Linked DNA regions of Homo sapiens: all the other regions are linked to region 2. A link is a loop called in an ENCODE intact Hi-C map of the cell type or tissue named here. Cell type or tissue: endothelial cell of umbilical vein. All regions are shown on one strand.

What was found. A loop is a pair of places that touch in the nucleus more often than their neighbours do. Peaks named below come from ENCODE experiments on the same cell type or tissue, not always from the same donor. Only the 100,000 strongest peaks of a DNase experiment are listed, where the experiment ranks them.
Region 1: a loop joins it to region 2, with 11 times the contacts of the local background. A loop is called at or near these places in 90 of 110 quality-filtered maps.
Region 3: a loop joins it to region 2, with 13 times the contacts of the local background. A loop is called at or near these places in 47 of 110 quality-filtered maps.

What each region holds. Positions count from the first base shown.
Region 1 is chr6:129,726,799-129,734,798 of GRCh38, forward strand. No RefSeq gene overlaps it. Among named protein-coding and RNA genes, the nearest start is that of ARHGAP18, 21 kb to the left of the region's middle. In endothelial cell of umbilical vein, a CTCF peak has its summit at 3,894 (motif pointing left); a DNase peak (open chromatin) is centred at 3,913.
Region 2 is chr6:129,594,944-129,602,943 of GRCh38, forward strand. It overlaps ARHGAP18 (Rho GTPase activating protein 18), which reads right to left. Exons shown (of 15, transcript NM_033515.3): 11 at 5,699-5,905; 12 at 4,273-4,413. Among named protein-coding and RNA genes, the nearest start is that of ARHGAP18, 110 kb to the right of the region's middle. RefSeq lists an enhancer at 3,921-4,215. In endothelial cell of umbilical vein, a CTCF peak has its summit at 3,492 (motif pointing right); a DNase peak (open chromatin) is centred at 3,498; H3K27ac peaks cover 458 bases.
Region 3 is chr6:129,932,426-129,940,425 of GRCh38, forward strand. LOC105377999 (a long non-coding RNA gene) reads left to right here. Exons shown (of 8, transcript XR_942986.3): 6 at 5,187-5,299; 7 at 5,416-5,599. Among named protein-coding and RNA genes, the nearest start is that of TMEM244, 75 kb to the left of the region's middle. In endothelial cell of umbilical vein, a CTCF peak has its summit at 4,321 (motif pointing left); a DNase peak (open chromatin) is centred at 4,236.

The DNA.
Region 1 (8,000 bases), 130 kb after region 2:
GAGTCCACTAAGTAGCAAAGCACTTGCCAGCTTGCTTACTTTCAGAGTACTCTCTGTACTCTGTCTCACCATAAGAGGGGTATGAGGCTGTTCTTTTAGCTATTTTTAGTTAAACATGCACTGCTAAAACACATACAATAGCCTAACATTTTAAAAAAGTGACAGCCTTCATTTCTCATGGGAAAGAACTGGTTATTAATTTAGATCTCCCTTAGACACTCTCTAGAAAGGCCCAATTACCTGAAGTATGAAAAACACTTCAAGGTATGACACCTATAACATGTTGACATGGAATGTGTCTCACTCTTTATTCTACTATTGTGCTATACTGAAGTTATTTATACTTCCGATAACCCCCTTTCCTCTGCTGTGCACACACATACACATATGCACACAGACTCCATAGGATTCTGTTTCCTGAGGGCAGGAAGTTCCATCCATTTCCCTACTCTCAATATGCCATCTGGCACACAGTCATTCATTAGCATTTGTTGAGCAAATATGCCGAAGTGCCAAAGTAAAAGCCACTGATCTGCCCAAGGACACGAGTAAATGCCTCGAGAGCTCTGCATCCCCACAAAGGAGGTGGATGGGTCAGTGTCAATCCTGAGAACAGCAAAATCAAGAAATAAGGTAGCTTTAAATCCTTGCTAGAATAGTTATCTGGTTAATAAATGCTGGAAGTCTGTGGTAAGAATAAGCTGTTGCACTGAATCAGTTATTAATACAACCCTATATCACCTGTGAAGGAAAAGTAACATCAACTATAAATTCTGAAATTGCAAGGAAAAATAATCATTTTCACTCTATGCTTTTACCTCCCCTCTCCTAAAGAAACCAGAACCACTGTCAGATTAGCAATGACTGATTTCTCAATAGTCACAACCTGTCTTTATCTTATTGAGCTTCAGAATACATGATAAAATTGCACCAAGAGAAGAATATGAAGTCCTTGATTCTCTACAGCACAGCATTAAACCACTACTTTAATCACTAATCAACAACCATAATTTAGCCTAATTATAAATTACAAGTATCTAATTTTAGAAGATCTTTGCTTTATAAATCCTAGACACTGGAGACATTATTAACTTAGCTCCTTGAAATTATTCCAGGGCCGGAAACATCCCTTGTACATTCTTGCTGCATGTATCTGGTCTAGAAACAGACCTGTAATCAGGATCTTTTCTTCAGGTTTCTAGGGGTCAGAGCAGCCATCTATTTGGTATGAGTTGAGCATCTCTGAGAAGGCAATTATATGCCACCCACCCAAATCTCTCTTCTCCTTATACTTGAAATATCCCCTTGGGCCTCAGATTTTATTTTAATCGCTCCCCCAAGGTACTGGTCCCAGGAAATGTGGTAAATTCAAGCCCTTATCAATGTAACAAAGACGCGAGTCAAGGAGATCCCTGAAATGGGAAAAGAAATCCCAGAAAGGAAGGGACTAATTTGTCCCAGAATATACACACGTGCATGGAGAACATAAGCCTTTTGCTTGTAGCTTTGAACTACCACCAACTATGTTTCTGTTGGGTGTTGAACATTTTCAACTAGAACTGGGACAACCGAAGTATTATCTTTACCAGGTGTAACTACTGGCATAAAAAAAGAAAGGCAAAAACCACTGTGGTCCTTCAAGATGTGATGGGCCAGTGACATCGCGCTGAATTTTCTGATTTGTAAAATGAGGGGTTGTGCTGCTCCTGGGGACCCCCGCACACCTTTAAGCTCCCACATGATGGGTCTATGGTATATATCTATGGCGCAAATTTCACTGGCAGTGTGATGGACCACACTTTGTACATGGGCAGGTCATATAGGTATGATGATGACAGTCGCCAACTGATTCAAAGAACAGTGTCCCAAAACTCCTGACCTCTGGAGATACTGGACAGTCAAGAGTACTAAGCAGCAAAACAAATGGGGGAAAAATGTTTGCTCCCCTGGCCTCCTACTCCTTGAGCGGCCTTCTATAGGAAATTGCAAATCATTGAGAAAGCTACAGGGGGCTAGGCACAGCGGCTCACGCCTGTAATCCCAGCACTTTGGGAGGCCGAGGCGGGCAGATCACGAGGTGAGGAGATGGAGACCATCCTGGCTAACATGGTGAAATCTCGTCTCTACTAAAAATACAAAAAAAATTAGCCAGACATGGTGGCGGGCGCCTGTAGTCCCAGCTACTTAGGAGGCTGAGGCAGGAGAACGGCGTGAACCCGGGAGGCAGAGCTTGCAGTGAGCCGAGATCGCACCACTGCACTCCAGCCTGGGCGACAGAGCGAGACTCCATCTCAAAAAAAAAAAAAAAAAAAAAAAGAAAGAAAGAAAGCTACAGGGTAGCAGCTTTAGCAAGTGAATGCTAGTAACTTTTTTTTACCCTGAAAATCGCACAGTGGTGCTGATGATTAGTCATTCCTGATCATCACATGATGCTGAACTTCATGAAGTACAACGGCTAATGTGTATGGTCTTCCCGTTAAGACAGAGGCAGCCTAGTAGAGACTTGGCTTTGGAAAAGGAAGCTAGTATTAGGAGTTTATCTTTACTGTTTAGAGTTGACTTTATCTCAAAGGATGTCAGCAGCATATATCATGTGACAGCGGATCAGTCACGACACCTCATCTAAATGCAGTCATCATAGTACGTGGTCTTCCCACTGCCTTGCCTACCGTCCATAAAAAGAGGGTCACTCTAGTCCCTGACAGCCATGCCTTCATACCATCCACCTCCAGCCAGAACTAATAATTCAGGGGTAGCAGTGTGAAAAAGACCAGCAGCTTCAGGAATTTTGGGTTCCAGAACTGATATGGATACTAATTAGCTCTGTGCAAGTTAACTTTTCTCTGTCTCCATGTCCTAAACAATGAAAGGGCTGATTAGACCATATGAGCTCTCAGCTCCCTTCCATCTTCAGTGATTCTTTGATAATAATATAAGTTATCCAAATGGTATCATTTATTATGATTGCTTACTGTGTGCCACGCACCATACTAAGTGCTTTTCATTTATCATCTATTTTAATCCTTGCAAAAAGAGAGGAAAATGACATTATCCTCACTTTATAGATTAAAAACTGGCCGGGCGCAGTGGCTCACGCCTGTAATCCCAACACTTTGGGAGGCCGAGTCAGGCGGATCACGAGGTCAAGAGATCGATCGAGACCATCCTGACTAACATGGTGAAACCCCGTCTCTACTAAAAATACAAAAATTAGCTGGGCCTGGTGGTGCGTGCTTGTAATCCCAGCTACTTGAAAGGCTCAGGCAGGAGAATCGCTTAAACACAGGAGGCGGAGGTTGCAGTGAGCCGAGATTGCGCCACTGCACTCCAGCCTGGTGACAGAGCAAGACTCCATCTCAAAAACAAACAAACAAAAAACCTTAAGACTCAAAAATGGAGTTTACAGAGTTCTTCCCTGCTTATACCTTTCAGTCAAAGGGTGTTCTTTGTTTAAAAATCACACACAAATTCAGTGAGACAACAACAAAAATTCACGTAAAACCAGACCGAATATGAAATAGTATTATTCTAACAATTCTATTTTATCAACTGATGACTTCACTTTTTACTCTGCTTTTTTAAACTGCCAAATCAAGTGAATAGATTCATTATTTTAAACACAGTGTTGCATAAATCTAGATGATTCCTCTGACAAACCTCTAAGAAGGTGTATGACAATGATACGCAGGTACTGAAATCAAAAGCAGCTTTAGGAAAACTAATCTTCCGTATCTAGGGCCTCGTGTTAAAAATGCCTTCGTCAGGGGTGACTCCACTTCAGTGCCAAATGTCTGTCATTCACCTGCCACTTCCATCAAGTATTAATATGAAAAAAGGCAACGTTTTTACCTGTTATAATGAGGTGAACTTTTAGCTTTAATTTGATTGCCACCTGCTGGCTAAAAGACACAACCTTCCTTCCGCAGCAAAAACTGCTTGGTAACTCAGAAGGATAAATGCAAACAAATGAAATTCATATCATTAGCAAAGCCAGCGCTCACTTCTACCAGGTTGTCTTCTAAAAGGAAGGGAACTAATATTTAATGTGTCTATTGTATGTCAGGTGCTATGCTAGGTGCTTCAGATTACTATATTATTACATTTAATCAGTTCCAAACCATGTGACATACCACCATTTTGAAGAAGGAAAAACAAGCAACTGCCTTCACATCACACAAACAAAAAGCAGCAACAATCCGAAACTAGGTCTCACCTAGACAACTTTTCTTCATCATCAGCATATCCTCATTCCATGATTCCATGATTCCACCCTACCATGGGATGCCCTAGTAATCTCATGCTATCCAGAAAATATTGGTGAGCTGAGGCTAAGAAGCAGAGCTATAATTCACTGTAGAGTCACAAAGCCTTCCTGATATTTCACAGGGAAGCAGAGGCAGGCCAGATAAATACCTCAAAACATTAGCAGGGAGAGCCAGCAACAATTAGTCAAAGGTAGAACGAGAAGACTGTGAAAGTCATCAACAGAAGCAACATAAGGGGATGAGAAAAAAGACTTGAATAATTACAAACCTTCAGTCCTTTAGCAAAAACAAAAACAAAAAAAAGAAAATAAGGAGTGTTGGGTATTTTTCTTTGGTCCATTTAGGAAAGACTCATCTGCTCACCCATCTCCTGGGGGTCCCTGGGTACTGGTGCTGTGTAGCACACACATGGCCCAGCGCCTGGCCACCAAGAGCTCACCATCTTGTTGGCCAGGCAAATATAAAGGAAGGCTTTCGTGCTAGAGGTGCTCAGAGCCCCTCTCTCACTCTTATCTACCATCTCCTTTTGTCTTTGAGAGCCTTTACCACTGAAAAAACAACGGCTAGTGTTTGAGTGATAACTTTGTGCCGGACACTGTTCTAAGCACTTTAATATATTAACTTAATCTTCACACAATGGTAAGAGATAACTGGTATCTTTAATCTCTCTTCCATAGATAGGAGGGTAAGCAACTTGCCTGAGATCACACAGATCTCTTAAGCTATGGAACCAGTGTTCAAATCTAGGCACTTTGAGGCACTTTGTTTCACAATTCATATCTTTAAAAAATAGTTTACGTGGCCTCTCAGAGAATCATGATCGCCTTGGTTTCGCAGAGGAAGACTAGGAACAGAAAGATCAAGTGATTTATCATATGTTGTACAGTTTAGAAGCCAGCAAGGCCACAAGTGGAACTAATTCTCCAACGATTTGTCAGTCCAGTTATCTATTATTACTATCATGTTGCTTCTGAAAATAAGAATAATGACACAACAAGCAGAAAGAACATACACATGCTAAGGACATGCTAAGGAAGTTCAGGGTCAGGTTGTTGGGAACAGAATCTGCAGTAGTAATGATGGTGGAATGTGCTTATTCCAGCAAGGCTGCTGGAGGTTGGGAGTTACCTCCAGACCCAGCCCATCAGGCTGAGAACCCTCTGTTATCTTGGAGGCCAGCTCTACTCCACAGAGAGGCCTGGCACGAAGAAACAATTCTGTTAGTGAGAAGTGATTAATTAGACATCACAGATAACCCCTGTACTTGGAGGAAGCATGTGAACTTCCATTTATATGGTTTATCAAATTAGAATGATCATCAACTTCTGGGGCAAATTCAAATGTCAGCTTTATGTTCTAGCGTCAATTGGAAAGAGAATAAAATTACAATCCACTCCAAACACCACTACTCTGAAAGTAACACCCACACAAAATCATATCCTCAGATGAAATTTTACTTGGAAGTTTTAGGAGGAATAATTATCATTTAACAATCATTTTTCACTTTGTCTAAGACCACGATAATTGGGGAATATAGTTATAACTAGCATTTACCACCAATCAAAATATTGACACCGAAGGCAGTGTTTAATGAGATAGATCAGGAATTTAACCGGTCCAGAATTAAGGACAGAAAATCACAAACTGATGATCACCAGTGAGTAGACCTAAAGGAATTTGATGAGTGTTTCTACCTTGATTACATGTATTCAATTTCATAGGACACTAAAGCTTGTATTGCACTATAGTTTAAAAATTTTTTTCCACCATATAATGTGTACGTGTTTTCCTTTATGAGGGCTATTGGAGGAAGGGGAAAAAATGCAAGTAGAGAAAGGAAAAAAGTAGGATGGAAAATGTAGGAGATTCCACAGAGAATTTTATAATAATTATAATATTCATTGTTATAAAATACTTTATAATCATTGCCAATAGCTTGAAGATACTTATATCCTGCTCTGCCCCTGAGCTAAATAAACTGAATTTGAGCTTTAGTGTAACATTTCAAGAAAAATATGTATCTAGAGAGGATAATCAGAATGGTATGAAATTCTCAAAATATATATGAGAAAAAGTGGAAAGAAACAGGAATGCTTGCCTTTGAGAAGGAAAAAACCATTCGGAAATAATAATAGCAAACATTTACTGAATGTGTTTTATATACCAGACATGGTGCTATGCAATTTACATGTATTATCTCATTTAATCCTTACAACAACCACATAAGGTAAGTATTATTGCAATTTACAGATGAAGAACTGAGGATTAGAAATACTCACTCTCATCCAAGATCATGAGTTCACAAATGGGGAAGGTAAAACCTACCGGCAGGTCTGCCTTATGTAAAAGCCTAGCATCTCATTCAATCTGCTGTATGGCTGCAATGTAAGAAACAATTGCCCAGCCTGTATTGTAGAGACCGTGTTGATAGACAGGTTCTAGTACCACTGCTGCCACCACCTGGGAATATGACTTTAGGTAAATTATCATCTCAATACATTGCTGTCCCCTCATCTACAAAGCAGCAGTTTGGATGATCATTAAAGATTTTTATTACTTAGATTCTATAACTCCAAATATTTGAAAATGTATTGAATAGGAAATGAATGAATTTTGTTGCTCCAGATGGCAGAATCAGAAGAAATGGGCTTATACAGAAACTGATTGTCTATAACACATGGATTTTTCTGGCACTTCTATAGAATAAAATGGAACAGAGAAACATACAGAATAAGAGAATCAATAAAAATATAAGTCCCAAACTCTTTCAATGTTAAATACATTTACATTTTAGCGGTATTTTCATATATTTCCTAATAATGGTATAGTAGAACCAAAAATTTACCCTGAATTCAAATTTTACAAAATAAAATTCTAAAATTATATTCTGTGCACCTTCTAATTATTTTCCTATCTTTGAGGCAGTGACTTTCAAAAAAATTAAATTCTGAATATCTTAAATGCTAAAATGATTTTAGTAATTTGAGGCAGTTAAAATGTAATTTTGCAGTGCTAATGAAAAGTGTTTTAAAACATCTATAATCTACCAAAAAAACATGTTGACATATTTGTCAGAATAATCCATTCTAAAATATAAATGTTTTAGATGAATTTAATTATTTTTCTTTCAAACTAAGGCTACGGTAAATAAAATTTAAGATATTGAGAGAAAATCCATATCGTCTAGCCATTCTACTCTAAAAATTAACTTATTACTTCTATGGGGATGATTTGCAGTCTTGATTTCTGTTCTCAATTTCTCTCCATTTAATGCTAGGTCTTGCATTTCTGGCTACCTGCTGGATATCTCTGCTGGGCATCCCTTCAACATCTCAACTCTGAATGCACATCTTGCCAGCCTGTGGAAATTACAGAAAGGTGTCCCTAAAAGAACTTTATGAAATGTCAGCAATGAGCAGTCCTCAGTATCTCATCCAATGTAACCTGAAGAGCAGACCAACTATCAAGCCAGCAGGACCATGCCAGTAGGACTGGTTTATAATCCCACTGGGTTAACATATCCAATGAAAGATCATGTGGATCTGAAAAGAAGCATAGCCAAGACAGGAAAAGCAGATACATGCATGGGAAATGGCGGCATCTCTCCAAATGAGAGGCCAAGGACCTTACCAGCTTGACATGGACACTGACTAGACCTCATTATTGAGAGAAATATCCCAAGTCTATTCTATCTGGCAACCCTTGTTTTTGCTTACAAACTTGTTTTTTTCTCAT
Region 2 (8,000 bases):
TGTGATCTATGGAGAAACAGAGAATAATGGTGAAGAGTCCATGGATTTAAAGTCATATAGATTTGGTTTCAAATTCCAGCTCCACTAATTCCTATCTAGATAACCTTAGTAACTTTAAGATTGCTAATTCTCACTTTCCTCATCTGAAAAAAATTAGACAATAATACACCCCAATTAGACTACCATAAATATTACGAGACAATATTTGTAAAATGTTTAGCATTGTGTCTGACCTCTGCAAAGCATTAAAATCATAGCTATTACCCCCTAAAAATATAGCACTACACCATTCACTGACTCGTAACTTCTTTTATCACATAGTAACATATTACGAATCTCTTCAATGTCAAGATACACATTTGTACACTTTCATGGTATTTCGCTGTATAGATATGCCATAATGTATTTAACTAGCCACCTCTGTTCTTTTGGATTATCTCTAATTTTGGTCAGTGTAAGAAAATGGCAATGAACTTAACCATAAATATTTGCATGTTCATGCTATTACTCTCTTTGGAGGAATATCTGAGTCCAGTGAAGAGCATGGCTTTCAGGACTTTGCCACATGCTGCTGTTCTCTGGAAGAACTCTACCAATTTATATACTCCCATCAACAAGGAAATTACCTACCATCTCCTACCTACCCTCCAATCTTACACTCCCTCAAATCTTTCCTTCACCTTTCAGCAGTTCCCTGTCATGCACAGAATAGAAACTTTGCTATCAATCTCTCTTAAGGCTCACTCCTGCTTTCCCTCTGCCCCTGTCTCTCTATGCACCTAAGTGGCCAGTTAGTATGACCTGATTTTCTCTCCAAACATTTCAAATATCCCCACTTAAATGTCCAATAGACATCATACTCAATATGTCCTAAATTGAAATCATGAAATTGAAAGCAATACCATCCTTCCAATTTCTCAGGCCAAAAATCAGAGTCATTTTTGACCTCTTTTGTTCTCCTACATGATTTCCATCAGGAAATCTCAATGGCTCTAACTTCAAAACAAAATCCAGAATCCAACCATTTCTCCACTTTCCGATGCTGATACCCTGGTCTGAACCACCATTATCTCTTACCTGGATTACAAGAACCTCCCAAATGATCTCCCTATTTTTCTTTGCTCCCTTTTAGTCTATTCTCAACACAACAGCCTAAGGAATCATTTTAAAACATAGTATAGATTTTCAAGCCTTTGCTTCAAACCCCCATTTCACTCAGAGTAAATCCAAATTTCTAATGATGGTCTATCTACAAGGCCCTATGCAATCTTGCCCCATTGCCCCTCTGACCTCATTTCACACTACCGTTCCCTCTGCTGGCTTCACTCCAGCTACACTCACTCCTTAAGGTAAGTTCCTGTCTTAAGGTTTTTTCACAGACTATTCTTTCTGCCTGGACTGAGTTTCCTGAGATATACACACAACTCAACTCCCTGCCCTTCTTCTTGTCTTTGCTTAAATGAATAATATCCAGACCATCTCAACTTAATAGTGCCAGGGGATCTCCTTCCCAATTCCCCTTGTTCTGTTGTTTTTATTACTTTTGGAGGATAAATCACATACTAACACATTATATGAATTACTTCCTAGATTTACTTTTATTTTTAGAATTTAAGCTCTGGAAGAGCAGTGATCTTTGTATGTTTTGTCCAATAATTTATATTTCAAGTACCCAGTAATTCCTGGCACACAGTAGGCACATATCAAGTAACTGTTTAACAAATGACAAAAGCTACCCCCAGGCAATTTCATGCCCTATAGTTTCATATTGCATATTTAAATGATTTGGAGGAGAGTCAAGAAACTACAGCAACCAGACAGAATGAAGGAGGGGGCATGGCTTACAGCAAAGTAGATGGTCCATGTTCCATGCAAAAGGAACGGCTCCTACTCAAATCCAGGGAATTGCTACCCTGATGGAAAGCAGGCCTCTTACTGCCAGAAGATGAGGGATGCCCCAACATCCATTTGTCATTAAGACGGTGGTTCAAACTTTCACATTAAATGTTTTAGCTTTAGAATTCTGGCAGTTGCCAGTTGGAAGCAACATGCAAAAAACTCTTGTTACTTAGTAACTTACCACATATCCACAGTATTTGAACTTAGCTTGCACCTCTACTTGTTCTGTAATTGCTTTGTGTGTCTATTTACTCTCCCTAATAAAATGGCATAATTTTTTTTTTAAATTTTGGCTATTGATTAGAATTTTTTTTTTTTTTTGAGATGAAGTCTCACTCTGTCACCCAAACTGGAGTGCAGTGGCGCAATCTTGGCTCACTGCCTCCCAGGTTCAAGCGATTCTCCTGCCTTAGCTTCTCAAGTAGCTGGACTACAGGTGTGTGCTACCACGTCCAGCCAATTTTTATATTTTTAGCAGAGATGAGGTTCCACTGTCTTGGCCAGGCTGGAGATGAGAATTTTTCTACCAAAATGACAGGCCAAACAGACCTCCACCATGGGCTGTGATGTCAGAAAGCTTCCACTGCAGGTTAGATGGCTCTTCTCTAGTGACACCTGAACAACACTGATTTATTTTTCACATCTCAGCTTGACTCCCCAGTGAAGCCTCTCTCATGCTTACTTCCTGTTTTGTAGATTACGGTACCCTGGTCAGGCTTCAATCACATACCTCTGAGCTACATCCCTTCTATATGCCTTCTCCTGGCTCCTCGAGGGTGAGCACCCAGCTCCCTGACTCCCTGGGAACACCTAACATAAAGTGGGGGCCTAGCACCAAGGTGGCAATAGCATTTTGTTGATGAGTAACTGAATTTCACATAAGGAAAGAAAAAAAAAAACTCAAAGAGGTAAAGTTACAGCTAATATGTGATGAAACTGATATTTAAATCCCAAGCTTTAAAATGACAATACAGTTTTTAAATAGTACAGAGATCATTCTCAGACCAGATCATGTCTAACTATGCCAAAGTGCAAACTAAAGAAGTTAATGCTTTTTTTTCCATAAATGACAAAATTACTAAAATATTCCATTTCCAAAAAGTAAACGTTTCAGTTTTTCTAAATATTATTTAAAAGGTACACCCCAAATGTTTCCTTAAGTAGATCCTGAGCTTCAGAATATCACAGCTAAATGCCCTATAAAAAGACAAGACTATAAAGTCACTTAATATGAATAAGAAGGGCTACAAAACAGACTTAATTCACATATTTACAATGGTCTTAGAGGTAACAGAACATTCTAAAGTTAACCAAATGCCAAAAAAAAAGGCTTTCTAAAAGCCTTTAGGATAATATCAAGGCCTTTCTAAAAAAATAAGCATATTTACAACTTCTCTTTATGTTTTTAAAGATATTTAAAACTTGATTTAAAATGTTTTACAATGCCAAGAAAGTATCATTTTTTAAGAGTGAGAGCTATAAATAAATCTAAGAGAAAAACTTCGTTTTTATGATTACTGGATCCATAAGCAGGCCAAAACCGAAAATTCAGACAAAGGCAGATAACTGCATTTTCACATTATTCCACAAGATGTCAGCATGTAACTGAACAACTTCAATGGTGGTGGTAGTAGGGAGGAGGTGGATTCACTTAAATAGAACAATAGAAACCCTTTCATTTCATGAACTTACGCTACAGCTTTGGTAACTTACTTCATAAATGTATATCCATGTATATTTTATTATTGTAAACCCAGTTCTTAATATACTCTTACAGTAGTTTATAAATACAGATATTTAGGTATTTCTTTTTTGAAACATCTTAATTTTTTTCTTTCCAATTTAGCTCTCAAAATTCTTCTGATCAAATTGAGAACCTTCAAATACTTATTAAAGTCCAGGAATAATCCTAGGCACAACACAAACATTAACCTATTTGTCCATCTGGATTAGTTATTTTTCCCCATTCTACAGATGAGAAAAATTTAGAAAAAAATGTCAGTGGTTCACATGATGTTATTTACTCACTATAGATTATATATTCAGTAGGCGACTAGAGTCTCCGCACGAGAGGTAGAGGTAGGGGTAGGGGTGTAGGGGTGTGTGTGTGTGTGTGTGTTCAGTCTTGTCTTGATATCTTCCTTTGTTCCCCATTAACAACTCACATGCTGAGTCACCAACACCTGACCAACTGTCAATACTGATCATTAGCAGCAGTAGTAGGAAGACAGTTACTGATGTCTTTCACTTACAAGTAGCACCACAGCCTAATAAGTGGCAGAAAGTCATACTATGAAAACATTAAATAAAAAATTTTGGTATTAAAAAAATACTTAAGATCTGAATAAATACATATCTCCACTATTTTCTTACATCATTTGTACTCTTATCTTGCTTTTCATATTTTTCTCGGTCATAAGCCATTTTCTTCAGCAATTTCTTCATGGCTCTTTTATCCTTTTTATGATTTTCCGTGTTTTGCTTCCTCACTTGGTTTACAATAAACTTGGGAATCTATAGAGAAAAGGAATTAAGCTTAGAGAGGAAAAAGAAATGCCACCATTTTAAACTACAAAAAAAAATTATATTTTTTTAAATTTCAAAAACAGTAAAGAGTTTCTCTTTTTGATAAGACTGCCATTTTACATGCACTATTCATTAAATCTGTGAAAAGAAAATACTTCATATTATTCACTTACCAGGTGTACAGGGCATCCACGTGGTATAATTTGCCACCCACTGTGGAAGGTTCCAAAAGAGGCTTTGTGAAGTTCAAGGACATAGTGGCCGTTTTCTATGCCAGACTGGAGACCCCCTGAGGTGACGAGCAGTAGAAGCCACCTCCGTAGGTCTTTCCTTTTGCAGCCTCCTACCTACAGCCCTGCTAGCTAACCTCAAGTCCCCTTCTAATAACCAGCTAGCCGCTGCTGTCATGAGAGAAAGAACTCCCCAAGAAACAAGAGCTGATAGGTAGCTAGCAAAAATCCAGAACAAATTTATCCTAAGAAATCACATTAGCAAAAACAAAATATTTTAAGGTATCAAAATGTAACCATGAAATAATTTTGACATTTCAAACATTGAGATTTAATAAATGGACATTAATTTTTTATTAAAAAAACACATTTGAAATCATCTACATCAGTTGTCTTTTTATGGATTATAAAAATAAAGACTTCAGGATCTAAATATCATCACTCTGTCTTTTTAACAAATTAATGTTTGGAAGCTCCTCAAATAAGAGATTGAAATATTCAATATTATAATTTTGCTTGGAATTCCTTTAGGTCATTTTTTCCTAAATGCTTATAAGATGCCTCCTGAAAAATTATAAATTTCATTGGAAAATGAGCACCTAATCAACGAAGCCTCTCATCCACTTCCATCCTCTGATAAGCTGTCAAAACAAGCTCAAAATAAGTGTAAAACAGAGGAAACCATTTTTGAAGATGTTCTCAGTTAATAAGGGTACAAAATGCATGCATCCCTTTCAATAAAGGGTCTATGAAAAAGAACTGAATAATCTGAAACCAAGATAGCATGGGCTTTTAAAAATACAGCAGGCCTAAACACTGAGAAATGGGAAAATAGGCAGAAGTAAATAAAAAGTACTTCTTACAAGGCATGTTTTGACATAATTTTAAAACAGAAATTCACAGGGCCCTCCTTACCTATATGAATAAAATGTTTTTAATATTTTCTGCACTCACAAATTTTAAATGTAAATTAATAAAGCTAATAACAAACATGCAATTTGTTTTTTAAACTACTAAGACCAAAGCATATGATATATACTTACTGTCCACAGAAGTTTTTGGTACTTAATCAATAAGTGCATGGTATTTGCTGTCCCAGCTGCCATTACAAATTCTCGCTGTTCACTGGACTTCAATCCCAATGCATGACACATAAAGAGATTCGGGGCCATGACCATTGCTACATTCATGACTGTCATTTTATTTTTTTCTTTATTATCTATTACTCTTTGGAGAAATTCAAGAAGGGCCTGAAACAGAAATGACTCTTTGAGATTTGTGTCATATATGAAGATAAAAGATTAAAGCACTGTAGCATATGCAATTTTTATTTCATTGAAAAAACAAGTTGTGTATAAGCACAGTCAACTAATCACATCCAGCAGGCCCTGTTACCAAAGCTTCTCCATTTGGTTGATGCTCCCTGAGATGGAAATTTGCTTCTACTAAGGACCATGGTGCTGGGGAATGAAGCAGAGATGGCACATAGCTGAACTAGGGAGCAGAGAGAGGAGTGGGGAAGTGTCAGACCTCTGGCCTATGGGAGTCATGGAGAGCTGAAAAGTAATGTAAAACATCATACAAACATTTGCTTATTTCAGGAAATGCTGTACTTTCCTATGTAGAGATTTTTAAAAATTCCCTCAAAAAGGGTCATTCAACTTCAGTCTCATTTCTTTAAGGCAATCAATATCTGGCTGATGTGGAACTTATAAAGAATGAGCCAGGCACTGGGTATGGTGGTGCATACCTGTAGTCCCAGGCACTGGGCATGGTGGTGTACACCTGTAGTCCCAGATCGGTGGGAGGATCATCTGAGCTTAGGAGTCTGAGTCCAGCCTAGGCAACAGAGAGAAACCCTCTCTCAAAAAAGGAAAAGAGAAGAGAAGAGAAGAGAGAAAAGAGAAAAGAGAAAAGAGAGAAGAGAGAAAAGAGAGAAGAAAAGAGAAAAGAAAAGAGAAAAGAAAAGAGAGGTGAGGGAATATTGTGATAGAGAAAGCGGGGAAATGAGGAAAGACCAAAGAGAATCTTTCTTTTTTTTTTTTTTGAGACCAGGTCTCACTCTGTTGCCCAGGCTGGTGTGCAGTGAGAGATCATAGCTCACTACAGCCTCAAACTCCTCGGCTCAAGTGATCCTCCTGCCTCAGTCTCCAGAGTAGCTGGGACCACAGGTGCATGCCACCATGCCTGGCTAATTTTTTTGATTTTTCATAGAGGCAAATTCTCGCAATGTTGCCCAGGCTGGTCTTGAACTCTTGAGTTCAAGAAACACTTCCACCTCATCCTTCCAAAGTGCTAGGATTACACAGGTGTAAGCCACCATACCCAGCTGAGAATTTTTTTTAAAATGAATGAAAAGAAACTTTTCATCAGAACAGGTTAGGTTATGCTCAGCTTGATGCCACGTACACCCACCCCTATTGCAGACACTCATTGTCCTCTGAAACTACCTTCTCCAAAAGGCAAATGCAGCTGAGGTCACCCTACTCTAACATGACTTAAGGCTTCAGATTTTTCTTTTGCCTTCTTCTTTTGTTCTAGAACAACAGTAACTATAACTGCACAGGTATTCAATGTTCTCTATGAATGAGGCAGTTTATGAAGCACGATAGAGATTACTTAATCCTAACTTGGAGACAGATGCTGTAATTACCTCCATTTTACAGATCAGAAAACAATGTTTGGAGAATGTAAGTAACTTCCTGGTGGTCATACAGCTAACAAATCCTGAGAAAGAATTTAATTACAGGTCTATCTGGCTTTTGTTTCTAAATTCTTAACTATTAAAAGAATCATTTTTTCAGAGTTAGCCTAAAATCCCTACCCTAAAAAGGCCAAATATACTATACTAAAATGGAAAAAGGAAAAAAAGTATCTATCTTCCAAAGAATTTCTGGAAAAAAAAATTCCTGTAAGTGCTAACAGGTTGCTTTTGAATCAAGTATAACTGCTATATAGACCTTGAAACTTTGAAACAAATTAAGGACAGAGCTTTAATATCTAACAATGAGATTTATGTATCTAATTTCTAGTACAGTGCTCAGGAAGTTAAATTGTAATCCAAGCATAAAGTTATATAAAACAACATGTTCTCAAATGAGGACAAAAGATTAATTGAAGTTTGGAAAAAATATTTAATTTTGTTCCACAGAGACCAGAATAATTGTTCAGGGACCAGTGTATCTCTTTCTTTATGAGCATAAATTACAGACATTAGGTAATAAACCGTTTTAATTGTGGTGTGCATATGTAATAACGTTACTCAAAATACTACTATCAGAATACTAGAGAATAAGAGAGAGAGTTGACATAAAATTAACGAGATGTTAGCCCAGCCCTTGCTGA
Region 3 (8,000 bases), 340 kb after region 2:
GGGAAGAAGGAACAGGGAGAGGAAAAGGAAGGAAAGGGGAGGGAGGGGGACATTAAAGAGAAACAAAAAAATTACAGACCAATATTCTTCATGTATGTAGACACAAAATTATTTTTAAAATATAAGTAAATCAAATCTTGAAATACATGTAAAGGATGATACACTATAACCAAGAGGGGTTTATCCTAGGGCTTCAATAAATGAGAGAAAAAAATAAATGTAAAATAGGTGAGCAAATCAAATGTATACGGTAAGATGGCAAAAGTAAATACAAATATAAATAATTAAATGAAGGTAATTGACCGAATATTAAAAAAAAATTCGGACTTCCAGAATGGACTAAGAAACAATAACAACATACCTCATAAATGCAATGTATATTAAGAAAACAGCAACCATATGTAGTTTCCTATATATAACAAAACAGAAAAGTTGAAAGAATGGGAAAAAAATCACACAAATTAAATAAAAAGAAAATTGGTGTAACTCTACTACGGGTTGATTATCACTTATCTAAAATGCTTGGGACCAGAAGTGTTTCAAATTTCAGATTTTTTTGAATTGGGGAATATTTATATGTACATAAAGAGATATCTTGGGGATGGGACCTGAAGCTAAACACAGAATTTATTTGTTTCATATACACTTTATACACATTGTATTTTGTACAATGTTATTAATAACTGTGTGCATGAAACAAGCTTTTCACTGCATTTTGACTGTGACCCATCACATGAGGTCAGGTGTGGAATTTCCTACTTGCGGTGTCATGTCAGTGCTAAAAAACTTTAAGATTTTGGAGCATTTTAGATTAGGGGTACTCAGCCTGTACTAGCAATGATAACAGACTTTAAGCCAAAAGGCAGTAGTAGAATTAATAACAAGAAAGCTTCAATTCACTGGGAATGTTTAACAATTCTAAATTCATATGTACCTATAATATTTACATGGCCTCAAAGTATATAAAACAAAAATTAACAAGAGCTACAAGGAGAAATAAAAAATAATGAATATTTGCCTCATTTTCTCACTTGTTTTTAATTCACTGAATTATGTTGTATTTTGTGCTCATTTGTTAGTTGGTTTGAAATTTTTTTAGGACAAACAGGGATACAGCTTAATTAATTGATTTTAAAACTCTAATAGTGAGACCTCACCTAAATTATTAAAATTTATCATCATGGTCCCTAATCCCCTTCTGAGAAGGAACTGGAAGTGTGTTGTCTTGGTAAGAAAGCCCCTCCTTTGGGCCTAGGACCTCTCAACAAATGCTACTTTTTAATGAGACTTTCCTCTTTTGGTCAATAGATTACCCGTAAATTAATTGAAGCCTTAGGCCTTGGATATAAAGCAAGTAATGTGACTTCATTAAAATACTAAAGTTACAGTGACAATACTATCTTTGAAATTAAATGTAGGAGTTGCATCTCTTGTTTTTATTTTCATTTTAAATCTTATTTATTCTTTTATTTGCTTCTTTTGAAGTTTATTTAATGGTAATGCACACAAGAGATACAAGGTTGAAAACACATGAATGGAAATATTTTTTAAAAATTCATCTCTTTGGCCTCCGCTACCCAAGCCCCAGTTCTAAATTGTACAGGTAACCCATGTTACAGAAAGTTAGACTACCCAACAAATGTTCTTCACCTCGCTTTTTTTTTTACTATTTACCCTAGTCACTATTTCATATCAGTTTATCGAGTGGGTACCACATTTTTTTTAATGTCCTGCATCCTGCATAACATTCCTGCATGGATGAAGCACATTTATCTTACCTGCCCCTTTGCTATCACAGACAGCATTGCAATGAACAGCATTGTATACATACCTTTGTGTTCTTGCTGGAGTGTATTTAAAGAGAAAATTTTATTAAGTGAGTTGGGTAAAACGGTACAAATGTGCGTTTAATTTTGATAAACATTGCCAAATCATCCCATAGTTAAAAGTTCTACAAATGTACTCTCCCAACAATTACTGAACGTGCTTGTGCCCCTGAACTCTTGCCAGAACGGTTTATTATTACAATGTTTATCTTTAGCATTCTGATTGGTGAAAAATAGTTTCTTGTTGTCATTTCAAGAAGGACTATTCTTATGAGGGGGTTGAGTATCTTTTAAAAATACTATAAAATAATATTAACAAAAATATGAGTATAACTAATATAGTGTTATGATTATAAACACAATAAATCTATCATAAATATGAAATAAGTAATATAAGATATACTATTTGTCAAAAAAAATTGCATTACCAATCAGATGAAAGCCACTGTATACCCTTCCCTAGTTGAATTTCTCTATCTCGTTATTTCAGAAGTATTTGCTACCTTGAATTTAACATTTATCATTTTCAGGTATTTATGTAGATCTTGCAACACATTTATTTACTCCCAAATTACATATATTTGTGTATATGTGTGTGCATATAAGTAGTTGGCATGTTTTTAAATTTCATATAGTGTCATATTGCAAGTATTCATCCTGCAGTGTGCTTTTTGTCCTCGACATTATTTTGTGATAATTCACTCATGATATTTATGCAGCTCAGATTCATTCACTTTCTACTGCTCAGTAATCCATTGAATGAATATATAACCATTTATTTATTCTACTATTGATGGTCCATTTAGGCTGTTTCCAATTTTTGCTCTTTGTGACAATGCTACTATGAACATCATTGTAAACATCTCTTCATCGACATAGGAGCAGACCTGCTGGGACCTGCTGGGTCACAGGGTTTGGATTCTTCAGCTTTACTACATATTGCCAAGTTGCTTTCAAACGTAACTGTTCCAATGTATGCTTTCATCAACAGTATAGAAGAGTCCTCTTGCTTCACAGTTTTGCCAAACTTGGCTTTAGAAAATATTAATTTTTTGCCAATAGGATGCATTTGAAACAAAATTTCTTACAGATTTAGTTTTCATATGCCTGATTATGAATAAGACTACACATCTTCACAGATGTGTAAAAGCCATTTGTGTTTTTCCTTATGTAAACTACCTGCTGTGGTGTTAGCTCATTTTTTTCTATTAGGTTATTGTTTTTTGTCTTATTTTTAATTGCTTTGTAGAAAGATTTTTATTTTAGGAGATTAGGTACCTGCTACCTTAACTATCATTTTTTACCATCAATAGTTTTTCTAGATTTTCTTTTTTCTTGTGTCCTTATTTATAGTACCTTTAAAACCAACTATTTAAATTTATATATTTTATATATATTTACATAAATATAACTTTATATAAATGTGATCACATATAGGCATTTTGTATGTGTGCAATGTTTTTCCACTTTTTATGTGGTTTTCTCCTTAGTCTCTCCTACTTTTCCCCTCATGTGGCTTCCCTGTTCCCCCTACAAAGATAACTCATATTATAAACTTTACATTAATTATTCCATACTTTTACTGCATTCAAATGCCTCTATACGACTTGTACATTTATGTACATACTCTGCAGGATATTTTAATTTTGTCATTATTTGGTTTATAAACATGCAATTATGCTAATACAAATTTTTTTTGCTTTTTATATTTTCATTTAACAATACTTTGGGAAAATACCTCTAAGTAAAACTGTGTGATTCTAACTCATTTTTCTAATGGCTCCTAAATTTTGTTGTATCAACAAAAATTTTGCTAAGCAAAAATCACAGCATAGAAAGTTACAGGGACCTAAAGAAGGAAAATTGTACTTAGTCAAGATTTTATAAATATATTTTGGATATGTATATGCATGAACTTTAAAGTGACATTAAGAGGTACATTTTACTCCATAAAATTTGTTGTTGTGGAAATTAAATATATGAATGTATATGTACTTCTTTTGCTTATATACTTATGTATCTATATTATATATAATTTTGTATATGTATTACATAAATATATTTTTTATATATTAGAGATACCTATCATATATTATATATTTATGATATTTATTTATATTATTTATATATCTTATATGAGGTAAATATATATTTATATATTACATAAATGTATAGTATATATAAGCATATACTATATATGTGTAATATGTGTATACTATATATTGTGTATATATCTATACACACACATAGAGAAAGTGAGAGAGACAGAGAGAACAGAGCCAAGTGATAGGAAGTACACTCTATTCCTGGCTCAGTAACAGACTGTGTGGAAGTGGGGGAATAATTTCACTCTGTGGACTTCAGTTATCTCTCCTGTAAAATGGAGGATAGAGTCAGGACATAGACGGCTCTTCCGACGAGGTCAGAGTTCCTCAAGGCAATTTAGGAGGAATCCAAGGTTTGCCAAGGCTTTGCATTCACCAGCTGACATGGCGCCACCACGTGGTAATAGTGTAAACAATTTAAAATGTATTGGATCCGTCAGCTTTTAAACATGATTCATCAATGTTTAATTTGAGGAATTAAGATTATTTAAACTTTGGTGCATAAACTGAGACTTTATTAATATGTTTATTTTTCACTATTTGAAATTTGCATAAAATGTGACTACACTGTATAGACAGGGAAGTTTTGAAATCTAACATTGTTTCTGTAACACAGAGTAACAACCAACTACATTTAAAAATGGGGAAAATATGATAATAGAAGAATTATTCACATCAGAAAGTATATTTTAAACAACAATATACAACATCTTTAATAGCCATATGGTTAAAAAAACTTTTCAAAATGCCTAAAGTTCCTGAAATTAGTTTAGTGAGTGGGGTAAGCGCAGAGTTGGGTGAAAAGACACAAGAGTACCTCAAGAACTTTTATTGTTAATATTATATTATCGTTTAGACTTCAAAATATTTGGGATTTACACTAAACTGAAGCACATTACACAATCTAGTAGTGAGATAGTAAGTAGAATCAAAATAGAGTATCAATTTTGTTTATTTAATATTTACATACGTATTGTCGTTTATTGAAATAACTGTATCAACTCTTGCTGCTTTTAGATATTTGATTCGTTTTTTTAGTAAATTATTAATTTTAGTACAGTTTTAGATTCACAGAAAATTTGCAAAGAAATGAATTTCCATATACCCCGTACCCAATTTTCTATGTTAGCATCTAACATTACCATGGCTCATTTGTCATAACTAAATAACAAACATTGATACATTATTATTAATTAAAATTTGTACTCTATTCAGATTTGCTTAATTTTAATCTAATGTTCTTTTTCTGTTCCAGGATGGCATATTACATTTAGACATTATGTCTTCTTGTGTTCCTCTTGGCTGTGACAATTTCTCCGATTTTCCTTATTTTTGAAGGCTTTGGCAGTTTTGAAGAGTATTAGTCAGGTATTTTGTTGACCGTTCCTCAATATGGGATTGTGAGATGTTTTTCTCATGATTGGACTGGGGTTCTGGTTACTTGGAAGGAAGACAACAGAGGTAACGTACCATTCTCTTCACAGAACATCAAGTATTCATACTGTCAACATGACCTGTTACTATTAATAACCATGATCTTCTGTTAACCTTGATCATCTGGCCAACGTAATGTTTTCCAGATTTCTCCATTGGAAAGTTACTCTTTTTCCCACTTTGCCTGTAATACCCTTTGGAAGGAAGTCACTATGCAAAACCCACACTTAAGAGGTAGGTAGAGAGCTATACTCACTTCCTTAAGTAGGAACTATGAGCATAAGTTACCCAGAATTCCGTATATTTGTCTCTTTTCCACATTTGTTTATTTATTCAGCTATTTATATTGGAAGAACTCATGAATATTTATTTTATACTTTGGATTACAATCCGTTACTACACTATCTATCTTGATGCTCAAATTGTTCTAGTTTGGGCCATTGGGTGTTCCTTGAGGTTGACTTCTCCTTTCCCTTTGACACACTCCCATCGTTTTGGTTTTGAAGCACTTCTTTACTTCCTGACACTACAAGATGCTCCAAGCTCATCTTGTATATTTCCTGCCCCAGTCTTAGAATCAGCTATTTATTCACGTTCTGGTTCATTTCATTTGAGAATGGTATTAGAAACCAACCAAGATGTGGGCACGAGGCGTGACTTTTGTTGACTTTGGATCCTCCCTCTGTATGTATTTACATAAACGCTTTCCTCTCCATGTCCTGATCATCTTAAAACTGAGCTTGTTTTAAATAGAGCTTTGAAATTTTTAAGAATAGTTTAGTCAATAAGACTTCTTGCACTCTTGCTAACTATTGTTTCAATTATTGCTACTGTTAACACCACTACTCCACTAATGGTAAAGTTTGTCACTCTCAAATATGAATTCCGGATAAAAGCTTTCTGGAGAAAAATATATGAATTATTTACGCACTTTTCCTCACTACATTCCTTTTCACTAAATCAGCAGCCAACAAATATGTGTCTCTAAGGGAATAAACAGAGCTGTGTGTACATATGCATACAGGTGTTTCCCTTTAGGCTTCTTATTGGAGCACATTGCTAGAAGAAATCTGCCAAAATTATTAGACTTTGATTCACTTGCAAGCAACACCTGTGTGTTCTCTTCATCTTTACATTTCCAAGGCTTAGCTCAATGCTTGATACATTCCAGAGGTTTCCTAAAGGTTTGCCGAATAAATTGCAGAGCCCCCTGGAACATGGTGAAGTTTACCATCAATCATTTAAATGCATCTCAGGGTTTGTTTTGTTGTTGCTGTTGTTGTTGTTGTTGCTGTTGTTCTTGTTTTGGGGGGGATTTTTTGTGATAAGTTTTTGTTGTACTTTATCTGCTTGTTTTTGCTTAGGAAGGCTTCAGTGACAGTAGTTAAAGAAATTGTGGTCACTATCACATTTTTTTTTTTTTTGGTAGAAACTGATTTCATCTCTCTGATACTGTTTTATCTGAGCCATGGTAAATTAATCACAGTTTTAGGCTTCTTCTTCACTGGTAAAATAAAGCCCAAACTGCTCATTTAAGAGAAAATGCTTGGCCAAAAGAAGCCTGTAAAACCAGAGTGTGCTTTTCCTTGATTCACAGTAAAACATGAACCCTTTATTTGAGCTCTTTATGACATGGAAAAGCATTTCTATGTATTGTGTTGAATAAGCTATTCTTCCCCCGGATGGTATTGAATTTAATTAGAAGAAAATATCTTCATGAAAATAAAGCTTTAATGATATACTGCTTCATTTTAAGACCATAAGTCATCGTATCCTCTAAATGGTGGGATAATGATGCTGAAACAAAACACTAAAGAGGGAAAAAGTTATTCATTTGGTGTTCAGTCTTTCTGTGGAAAACGTGTGTTTTTATTCTTTATCTTCCTTATATTTTTACTTCCAATTTCCCACTTAAAAGAAGATTCTCTTGTATGTTCTATTTTAATTTTACTCTAGATTCAGTACAATTTCATAAAATGAAATTCATTTAAATATAATTCAGGAACCAAGCCATCTTGAATGAAAGTATTTTGAGACAGCACTCAGGGTTTCAATATAAACACCGCCATCATCCATCCATTCATTCATTCATCCACCTATTAAAAATCTGTGTGTCTGTTGCCATCCTGGTGCTGAGAAAACATGAGTGGGAAAGAGAGATTCATCACCTCAGCAATTCGCAGGGAAGAAGGAAAAAGAAACTGAATAACGTAGTAGGATGGTCCTAGCTGAGTGAAAGAGAGCATGAGACCTGGATATGACCTGAAGTCTGGTTATATAAGAGTTTGTATGAGATAGCCTCCAAAGATAAAGTATTGTGCACAAGTGTACAACAAACGGGGTAGGTGAGAACTGAGACAACCTGCAGTCTTGTCTCTGGGCACTAGTGTTTTTCTTTTTCTGTCTTCTCTTTTTAAATAACAATTAACATTTATCAAGTGTTTGCCCAAATCTGGACACTGATCTGAATATTTTGTGTGTTCTTAGTTAATACTTCATTCTTCACAACAGCTCGTCACAACACTTGGTGCACTGAGACAGATTCTGTGTTGCCTGGAGTAGGCATTGTAACTCTCATTTCCATTTTGCAGATAAGGAAACAGAAGCACAGAGAGTTTACATAATTTCACTAAGA